Regions from separate parts of the Homo sapiens genome. Here region 2 is linked to region 1. The links are chromatin contacts, found by Hi-C or POLR2A ChIA-PET in ENCODE. All regions are on one chromosome and are shown on one strand. The core of a region is the stretch at or near the end of the contact, and the rest is flanking DNA. Distances in the headings are between cores, read along the strand shown. Region 1 holds the start of SLC38A1 (solute carrier family 38 member 1). Region 2 has its middle 58 kb from the start of LINC00938.

What was found. A loop is a pair of places that touch in the nucleus more often than their neighbours do. ChIA-PET counts read pairs that join two places held with the same protein, here RNA polymerase II (POLR2A). Pooled maps may share reads with other maps.
Region 2: a loop to region 1 is called in a pooled map, with 5 times the contacts of the local background. The contact joins the enhancer-like site here to the promoter of SLC38A1 in region 1. A Hi-C loop is called at or near these places in 4 of 50 pooled maps. POLR2A ChIA-PET finds 5 or more read pairs at or near these places in 3 of 52 experiments (CD4-positive, alpha-beta T cell, HEK293 and T-cell).

The regions. Positions count from the first base shown.
Region 1 is chr12:46,265,799-46,270,292 of GRCh38, reverse strand. SLC38A1 (solute carrier family 38 member 1) reads left to right here and starts at 1,250. Exons shown (of 17, transcript NM_030674.4): 1 at 1,250-1,767. LOC105378248 (a long non-coding RNA gene) reads right to left here and starts at 1,222. Exons shown (of 2, transcript XR_001749101.1): 1 at 1,135-1,222. RefSeq lists silencers at 701-800, 881-1,060 and enhancers at 1,471-1,570, 1,621-1,670, 810-1,792, 1,791-1,850, 2,776-3,759.
Region 2 is chr12:45,667,659-45,671,731 of GRCh38, reverse strand. No RefSeq gene overlaps it. Among named protein-coding and RNA genes, the nearest start is that of LINC00938, 58 kb to the left of the region's middle. Within about 2 kb of position 2,556, at least 4 of the 41 ENCODE cell types and tissues checked have a DNase peak (open chromatin) inside an H3K27ac peak, as active enhancers do; they include CD4-positive, alpha-beta T cell, where a contact is called at or near this core.

The DNA of each region.
Region 1 (4,494 bases), core at 1-2,500:
TATCATCTTGCTTTTCCAGTGGTGATGAAAAAGCAAAATTCACCCAAATACAATGACTACTGTCTACTTGAAACGCTCCAGGTAGTTAATTTTTGAATTATGATTCACCTTCCCTTTCCTGTTTTGATGAACCATGAACAGGAGACTGAACCTTCCCTATCAATAAAAAGCTCGCGTTTCCACCCTGCAAATTCGCGCTATGACAGTCTAATTGGCTGAGGCGCAGGTGGGATTTCCTGTCGCCATTTTAAGACACAACTCCTCTGCAAGCAAGTGCCCAGCCAGTGAAAGGGGGCTGTGTCTGAAACAAAGAGTAAGCGGGAAAAAAGGGAACCAGGCCCAGTTGCCCCTGCTCCCCTCCATGCCGCTCCCTCGTCCCCCGGACTTGGAGCGCCCCAGCTCCGTTAACCTGGACGCACCAGGTCCTTCGGTCGGGACCACGTGGGGTCTCCAGGCCCTCCAAGAGCTGGCCCCCGGCTCTTTGCGCCTAGGCCGGTGCTTTCTCGGTGCTCAGCAAATCCTTCTGGTTCACCTCACACCCAGTCCCCAAAGCAGAGCTCCACAGGGCAGATCTCAGGAAGGGCTGACCAGGTCTGCGGGTGCTGGATCCGGAAGAGGGGAGGTGCCTCCCGCTTCAGGTTAGGGACAAAGGGTTTTTAAAGGTGCCCGAGCTCCCCGCCGCCCCTGCCACTTCGGTCCCCTTCCCGCCAACCCGGGCCATCTGCAGGCTGTGCCCAGGGCCAGCCCTCCGCTCCAACGCTGCCCGTAGTCCCAGGCGCTGCCCGCGGCTCTCCGGGCTGCGCTCGGACCTGCCACTCCCGCGGCCATCCTCATGCTGCGCCCTTCCCACAATGCAACTCCCTCGCTCCTTCGGCCCCGGCGGGGCTCTGGCGTACCCAAAATGCAGGCCCCAGCGGAACGCACAGCCCTCCTGTCCTCCGCCGGTGCCCCTTTAGCCGCCCCACCCCCATCCCTAAGGGCTCTCATTCTCCAGCTGCAGCCGCAGCTGGGTTCCGAACACGCCGCCGGGCCCCGGGAGGGAGAGGGGCAGGTGCCAGGGCGGCGCGCAGCCTCTGCTCCCGGTGCCAGCTTCAGTGCGCCGGGCACACGCGCGCCCCGCAACCCCTCCCTCACCCTTTCCCCGTTGCTCAATCTCCGCCAGCCGCGGTCGCTGCATCGTCAGAGAGCTGCAAGAGGGAGGCAGCAAGGTGCGGCCGCCAGCAGTGACACCATGTGACCGGCACGGCTCACTGACACGCAGCTTTGGTTAAAGAGCGGGCGCACAGGAGGGGAGGAGACCGCGCGCGGGACGGGGAGGAATGGCCTGTCCGCGTTAAACCATCACAAGCCATGGTTGCGGAAGGGCCACGCGTCCCCCAGTAGGAGAATGACTCCGATTCGTGACCCTCAGCGCCGGTGCATGTCGATGTAAGTGCGAGGCCGGCGAGCAGAGTGTGAGTGGGGGTTGGTGGTGAGGGGAGATTCTGATGCAATCGGCCCGGAAAGGAGGAGAGCCAGGCGAGCGCGGACTGGGGCGGCCACGCCACTCCGCCAGAAGGTCGCCAGGAGCCTCCGCCCTTCACCTTCCTCCGAAATCCGCCAGGCCACGCCAAGCTCCCTGCCCAACCCTTACTGACGGGGGCCACATTTTCCCGGCCTCCGCAGCCAGACCTTGACACAAAGGACATCAAACTGCCGAGGGTAAAAACCCCGGAAGGGCGGACACCTCCACATCGCCTTTTGCCACCTTTCCCTTTATTTCCGGAGGTAAGGTGATTATCCGTTCCCGGGGAGGGCTGGGCGAGCGGCAAGGGGAGATTTAGATGTCGGAGGAGGAGGTAACGTAGAAATCATCTCTGCGGGCGTGAAAGCAGAGAGAGCTCGGCTGTGCCCGATGCTTTCGGATGTTGCTTTTAGGAGAGGAAAAGTCCAGGTCTCCTGTGCTTCCCGAACGCACGCGGCAGCGGGAGGAAGCGCCAGGGCCCCCGAGTTCACCTTTGCGTGGGCTGTGGCTTACTTTTTGGTTTGTTTTCCTGTGACTTTGGTGTGTTTTCCTGTGGCTGTGGCAGAGTGTGGTACCAGATCTGGTTCCATTTTTACGAGAGCCAGGAACCACGCACGTCTGGAGGGAGAGCGCAGCTGACCCGAGGGCGCGACCGTGTTCTGGGAGTGTTTGAATCCCCGGCCTTTGGTGAAAATTTCCTGTGTCCGCAAGGCCCAGAGGAGATCGTGTGATGTCCGGGGGGTGCTGCGTGCGGCCGGCTGGGTAGCGGCCGCGGACCACCACTAAACCGGGGCATGTTTGCCGTCCTTCCTGGTGCTCTGCCCCTCTGTAACGCGGGGAAGTAGGAGGGCGCGGGGAGAAATTACTAAAGGATGCTTGCAGTGACTCACTGTCCTTTCCTGCCCTGAAGAGGATTTTCTAAAATGCAGAGGGTGGCAGGGGACAGAGGTAGTGTTTTTTCGAGAGCCGGGATGTGCTGGAGCCAGCGAACAAAAGGCCACCTCTTGCGCGGTCTTGGGCGCAGACTGCTCTCGCTTCCAGTCCCACCTCCTCCCCAACCCCCGGCACCTAGTTCGCGTCCCTAAACGTTGCCGCAGAGGCCTTTAAACGCGTGGGTCGGTGCCGGGAGGAGAGCGCATCTTCGCCCTTGTGCGAGCCCCTTGCCCCCTAAATTATCCACCTCCTGGCGCATGGGGCTCCCCAGCACCCACTGGGACCCAGTAGGTTACCCGGCTGCCTGGGCACCGTTTGCCTGCCAAATCGCCCGCCTGAGGTTTGTGCTGAACTGTAGTTAGAGAAGGCACAAGTGCATATGGCAGCAAAAGGAATTTCGCGGTACCCGCGTCACGCCGCTCCCAGTGCCTTTCACAGGCTGCCTTGGGCTGGGGAAGGTGGTGCTACAATTCAGAGTCCTTTGTCTTGCTCTGCGGCGCGGACCCGGGGTTTGTACAAACCCTCGTTCTCTGTTAGAAACCTAACTGCCGCCAGGATCACGTACTTTCTCGGACGAATCCGCGGTGATGTGTGTAGCAAAAGTGAAAAAAGACGCCTCTGCTAGAAAACGGTATTTATTTGCGTTTGGAAGGGGTTTTGACCTCTCTGCAGTGGGTTTTTACATTTTTCAATATAAGGGGGAGGAGGAAAATAAATTTATGGTTTGCAGAATGCAGGGCCCAGCGAGGGTGTAATTTGTCACCTTGATAAAAGAAACTGTGCAGCAACTCGTGCTTTTTCTGACGTCAGAAGGACAACGGAAATAAAACCTGAGCTCGGTGCATGGCTGGCCTCGTTGTCAAATGTCTCATGCCAATTTGGTACTCCCGAAATCTTGCAAAACAGCCAATTCCGGGGTACTGACCTGGTGTGGACCCCCTGGATTTTGGTTCGACCCCAGCCTCAAAATGGCCTTTCTCTTGAGAGTCACTCGATTTCTCAGTATGTCGCTGTAAGCAATTGGAAACTGGAATAGTTTGGTTTGAGGTCTTAATCTTGAGGTTTATTCGCTTTTTAAAAAAATGTGGCCAATAAACATTTTCTACAGAGGGCTTACTGTGCGACTGGCAGCAACTAACAAGATTTGTTTCACCTTCTATGAAGCTTCCGTTCTCAGGGGGAAATAGACTATATAAATGTAGGCATATACATTTCAGGTATTCTTAGTGCAATGAAGAAATAAAACAGGATCATGTGATGGGGGAGGATGCTTGAAATAGAGTGACTCACCGGGAGGGGCGGTGTGAGGGTATAACATTTGTCCTCAGACCCGAATGATGAAAAGGGATCAGCTATTTCCATAATTGAGGGAAGAAGGCCAGCGGAAGGAACAGGAAGAAGGAACAGCAAGTACTTATTGCACTCTTCTTTGACTGTAATATAATTGAACAGATAGATGAATAGATTTTAAAGGTGTTTTGGAGCTTTAAACCTATATGTATGTTGTTTATGTATATTTTTTATGATGCTTCATGAATTAAGGCCATTTAATGAAAGGAGCACCATGTTTCTGATATCTGACTATTGCTACTCTTTTCTTTACTCTGGGTGATGCTTGTGGACAAAAACCGATTTTACTCATTGTTCCTCTAATGTCCAGCACATAGTACCTGCTTAATAAATACTTGTTGGATCGAGACCTTGAGACCTTGATCAGGCCATCTTGTTCATCTCTTTGTGATATTATTGGCCATCCCTTCCGTTCTATATCTCATCTGTTCCCCTTCTCCTAAGTTTGAAAATGAGAGTCTTTTTCTTCTCTGCTTCTCCTTCTCGTACTGCCCTTCCCACTTTGAGCAGTGACCAGGCCCTTGAAAATACCCCTCACACTTGTCCTCTTGTCTCCATTTCCACTGCCCAAGTTCAGGTCCCTGTCACCTTACCTAGACTTGGAGACATATGAAACAGATATAGAGGTGCCTTGAACAACCTAGGGGCAGTGGGAGTGGGCGGTGGAGAAAAATGCAAGCACAACATATGGTTAAGAGTGAAACAGC
Region 2 (4,073 bases), core at 1,307-3,806, 600 kb after region 1:
TACTTTTTTGACCTCTTAGTGTGATGAATCTTATTAATGTGTTATTAAATAATCCTTTCTGTATGATTGAATTAACCCTTTTGGTAAATTATTCTTTTAATAATAAATTATTGAATTTCATTTGTTCGTATTTTATTTAGAACTTTGAATCGATATTCATTTGTTTATATTTTTAACTTGACCAGGAACTGGCTTCTAGATATTTAAAGGATGTGTCATTGCAAATGTAAGAGGGTTGAAAATAGACACACACCCAGCAGCCTAGGAATCTGGGATGTCTTCCACACAGCTCTCATAATAAGCAACTCCTTTAGTCCCTATTAAAAATAGGGAAGAGGACTTCCAGCCTCTCCTGTGCTAAGTGATTCCATGTTTTCTCTGGGCCTCTAATTTGGAGGGTAAGACTGGAGAGACAGTCTGATCAATGCGCCAGTACCCACCTCCATCCAATTCCATAGAGCCTAGAATCTTTCAGGGGGATGTGCTTATTCTCTCTTATCCTTCTTTATAGTTGACCAACTGGGAGCCAGCCATCTCAACAACTTTTTGAAGAGAAGCACGATGTAAAAAAACTAGAATTAAATCAAAACTGGAATTGATTTGGATATTTTGTATCCTTGGTAGCCTTTCAAACAGAAAAGATGATTCTTATTAGCAGTTTCTATTTAAAATTGGAATTACAGTAATGATATATTCATTTATAAAAAGTATAATGTTTGGCCGAGTGCAGTGGCTCACACCTGTACTCACGTCACTTTGGGAGGCTGAGGCAGGAGGATTGATTGCTTGAGCCCAGGTGTTTGTGACCAGCCTGGGTAACATAGTGACACCCTGTCTCTACAAAAAAATAAAAAATCATCTGGGCATGGTGGCACATGCCTGTGGTCCCAGCTACTTGGGAAGTTGAGCTGGGAGGATTGCTTGAGCCTGGGAGGTCGTGGCTGCAGTGAGCTGCAATTGCACTACTGCACTCCAGCCTCGGTGACCAAAAAAAAAAAAAAAAAAAATTTATGAAAAATAGTGATTTTTTTTTTTTAAAGACTACTTCTTCTTCCCTACCCCCAGGACTAGTAGAGCCAGAAGGGGGTTACTTTGGGAAATTACTATTTGCCACCAGCTAGAAAAAGCCTGTTCTGTGAATAAGACAAGTGGTTATGAAAGAGGATGTGGTTGGGGTAGATTCAGTTTGTGGCAATCATTTTGAAGCATTCTAAGAAAGGCTTTATCTGTTGGAATACAGAAAAGTGGTATTAATTTCTCCACCTCTAAGTGTAATCATGGCACTTCCCCTTACTAATTCATGTATCAGGTTTGTTGTGAGGATTATGTGAATTAATATACGTGAAATGCTTGGACTATTGCCAGGCACATAGTAAGCTCTCAATAAATGTTATTTTCTTATTATATTTATAGAATGTTAATTATTATGAAGGTGGGCAGCTTCTGATGTGACTGCCAATGATCCCAACTTCCTGGTATTCATATCCTTGTGTAATCCCCTCCAGTTGAGTGTGGGCTTAGTTACTTGCTCTTAATAAAAAGAGTATGACAAAAGTGGTGGAAATACTAATGTCTATTAACAGTAGACAGTGGCTTGTATTTTGCTGGACTCTATATCTTTCCCAGCTTTCACACTTTGCAAACTACCATGTTTGAGAGGCCCACCTGGCACAGAATTAGGGATGGTTTCTGTCCAACAGGCTGCAAGGAACTGAATTCTAACAATAACCATGTGAGTGAGCATGGAAGTGGATCCTTTCCCAGTCGAGCCTTGGAATGACTACAGCCCCACAGGACACATTGATTGCAGCTTGTGAAAGACTCTGAAGCAGAGTACCTAGCTAAATTGTGTCCAAATTCCTGACTCACAGAAACTGTGATTTTGTTCTTTTAAGCCACTAAATTTCGGGGCAATTTGTTATGCAACAAGAAATAATACATTTTTTTTGTTATCAGTATCATAATAATCATTATTATTAGCAATATAACATAGAGTTAAGAATATGACCTTATTCTAGAATCAAATGGCCTGAGTTTGAATCCCAGCTCTTCCACTTACTAGCTGTTTGACCTTATGTCAATTATTTTCCTCAACAGCAAGATGGAGCTAATAATAGTTGTGAAGAGTAAATGAATTAATACATGTAAAAACTCAGGCACTTAGTAGGTGCTGTATCTGCTGGATGCTGCTATTATTTAATGAAGTGGAAACCAGTACACAGACCCTGCTCCTGCTAGTATTAGCCATCAGCTCTGGTTTTCTGTTAAAATCTTTTGCAAACCAAGAATTCTTTCTAGTTTTAGTTTATAAATACATTCAGCCCAGTGCTGAGGTGAGAGGCAAACAGAAAGAATAATGGTTTCTACATTATTTTATGAAGAGAAACTGAAAGTCCTTTCAAGTAAACCTTCTTAAAGATAAGGAATTGGTTTCGTTCTCTGAAAGAGAAGTGAAATTTCATGCCATCTTGTCATCTACACTCAAATATTGCATATTACTTAGATGGATTACAGTAGACAGGGGGATAAGCCCTTAGTTTACATTCACAGTTCTTACATGGCAGGCTCAGAGTAACCATACTATTGAATGCTGAGTCAAACAGAAGCCACAGAAGTAATTAGGTTCTAGTAGTCCAAGAAAGAGCTGGGCAGAGGCAAGGTCTAAAGAAATAACTTCACTAGGTAAGAGATTAAAATTTGAGCCAGTGTAAGATCAGACAAAAGCAAGCTTGAAAACAAAGAGGTCATTTATGGAGGCAAAGATTAGGTGTCAAAAGACCTTTAAAGAACAAAAATAATACATCACATTTGTATAGCACTTCAGGGTTTACCACACGTTTTAACACACAGTATTTTATTAGCTCCTCACAACAACTGGGTAAGGCAGTGCTAATATGCTATTCTCATTTTGAAACAAGGCAATGGAAGATCAGTGGGGTTAAGTTACTTACTTGAGTTCACACAGCCACTAAGTGGGATTAGAGTCAAAACTTCTTTCTGATCTGTGTGATAGAATATTTGGTGTGATAAAGCCATTGGGTTATCTTTTTTCATCAGTTCCTGTGTCATCCAAGATAGGATTATTTAGGACTTAACATTCTTGACCAGGAATGTATACTCTGTGAGCAGGGCATGGCAGACACCTTGTAAGTGAGCTTGAATTTTGAGTTCCAAGTTCCAAGTAGGTTTATTTTATTCCAGTTAACAAACTTTGCTTCTCTCCATATTCCTGTTCAGTAGCTATTTTGTGAGACGTTCCAAACTCCCTGAAATCTTTTGATAAAAATTAAGTAAGAAAATGTTAAGTTCCATGGATATTCGAAAGTAATGACTCCCTATTTAAAAACTACCTTGCACTAACTACCTATGACATTTTCACAATATTTTATGGTATAAGTTTGGAGTTGATTTCAGTATAGAAACACCATTTAATATAATGCGGAAAATGGCCCTGGATTATGCTTTTTGCAAACCATACCCGTCATACAATATAGCAACATGAGGTTTTTTTTTTTTATCTAACCTTAAATTTATCCTTCATAAGCAAATAGTTTATATGTCAGTTTTTATCTTTCTTTGCCAAATACTATGTATCAGTAATCTTTATAAATTTTTACTAAATATAAACAATGTGCCTAGGACCCAGAGATGTCCTTAGGCACTGTAGTCTAGAAAAGGACATAAGTTATTATGTCCATGTTAGGGATTTTTTCCTCTCCTTCTAACACTCAATGCCTTCATTATGTAGCCAGTTGAGTGTTTCACGCTGAGGCACCCTTTCAAATGTGCCATTCTTTGGAATGGCCTTAGGATTCTAGATCTTCCTCTTACTCAGCTGGTCTACTGAGTGCCATATGGTATATTAGGTTCTCTGACGATATAGAGTCTTAGTAGGTAAAAATATATGCAAGCACATTCATTCATTCATTGCATAACTATTTACTGCCCCCATGGAGCTTTCATTCTGATGACAGAGACATTCAATAAACAAGATAATGCAGAAAAATGTGCATAGTGAGAAATGCTAAAGATTTTAAAAATCAGAAAAGGAGATTTAAAGGAGGGTTTTGAAA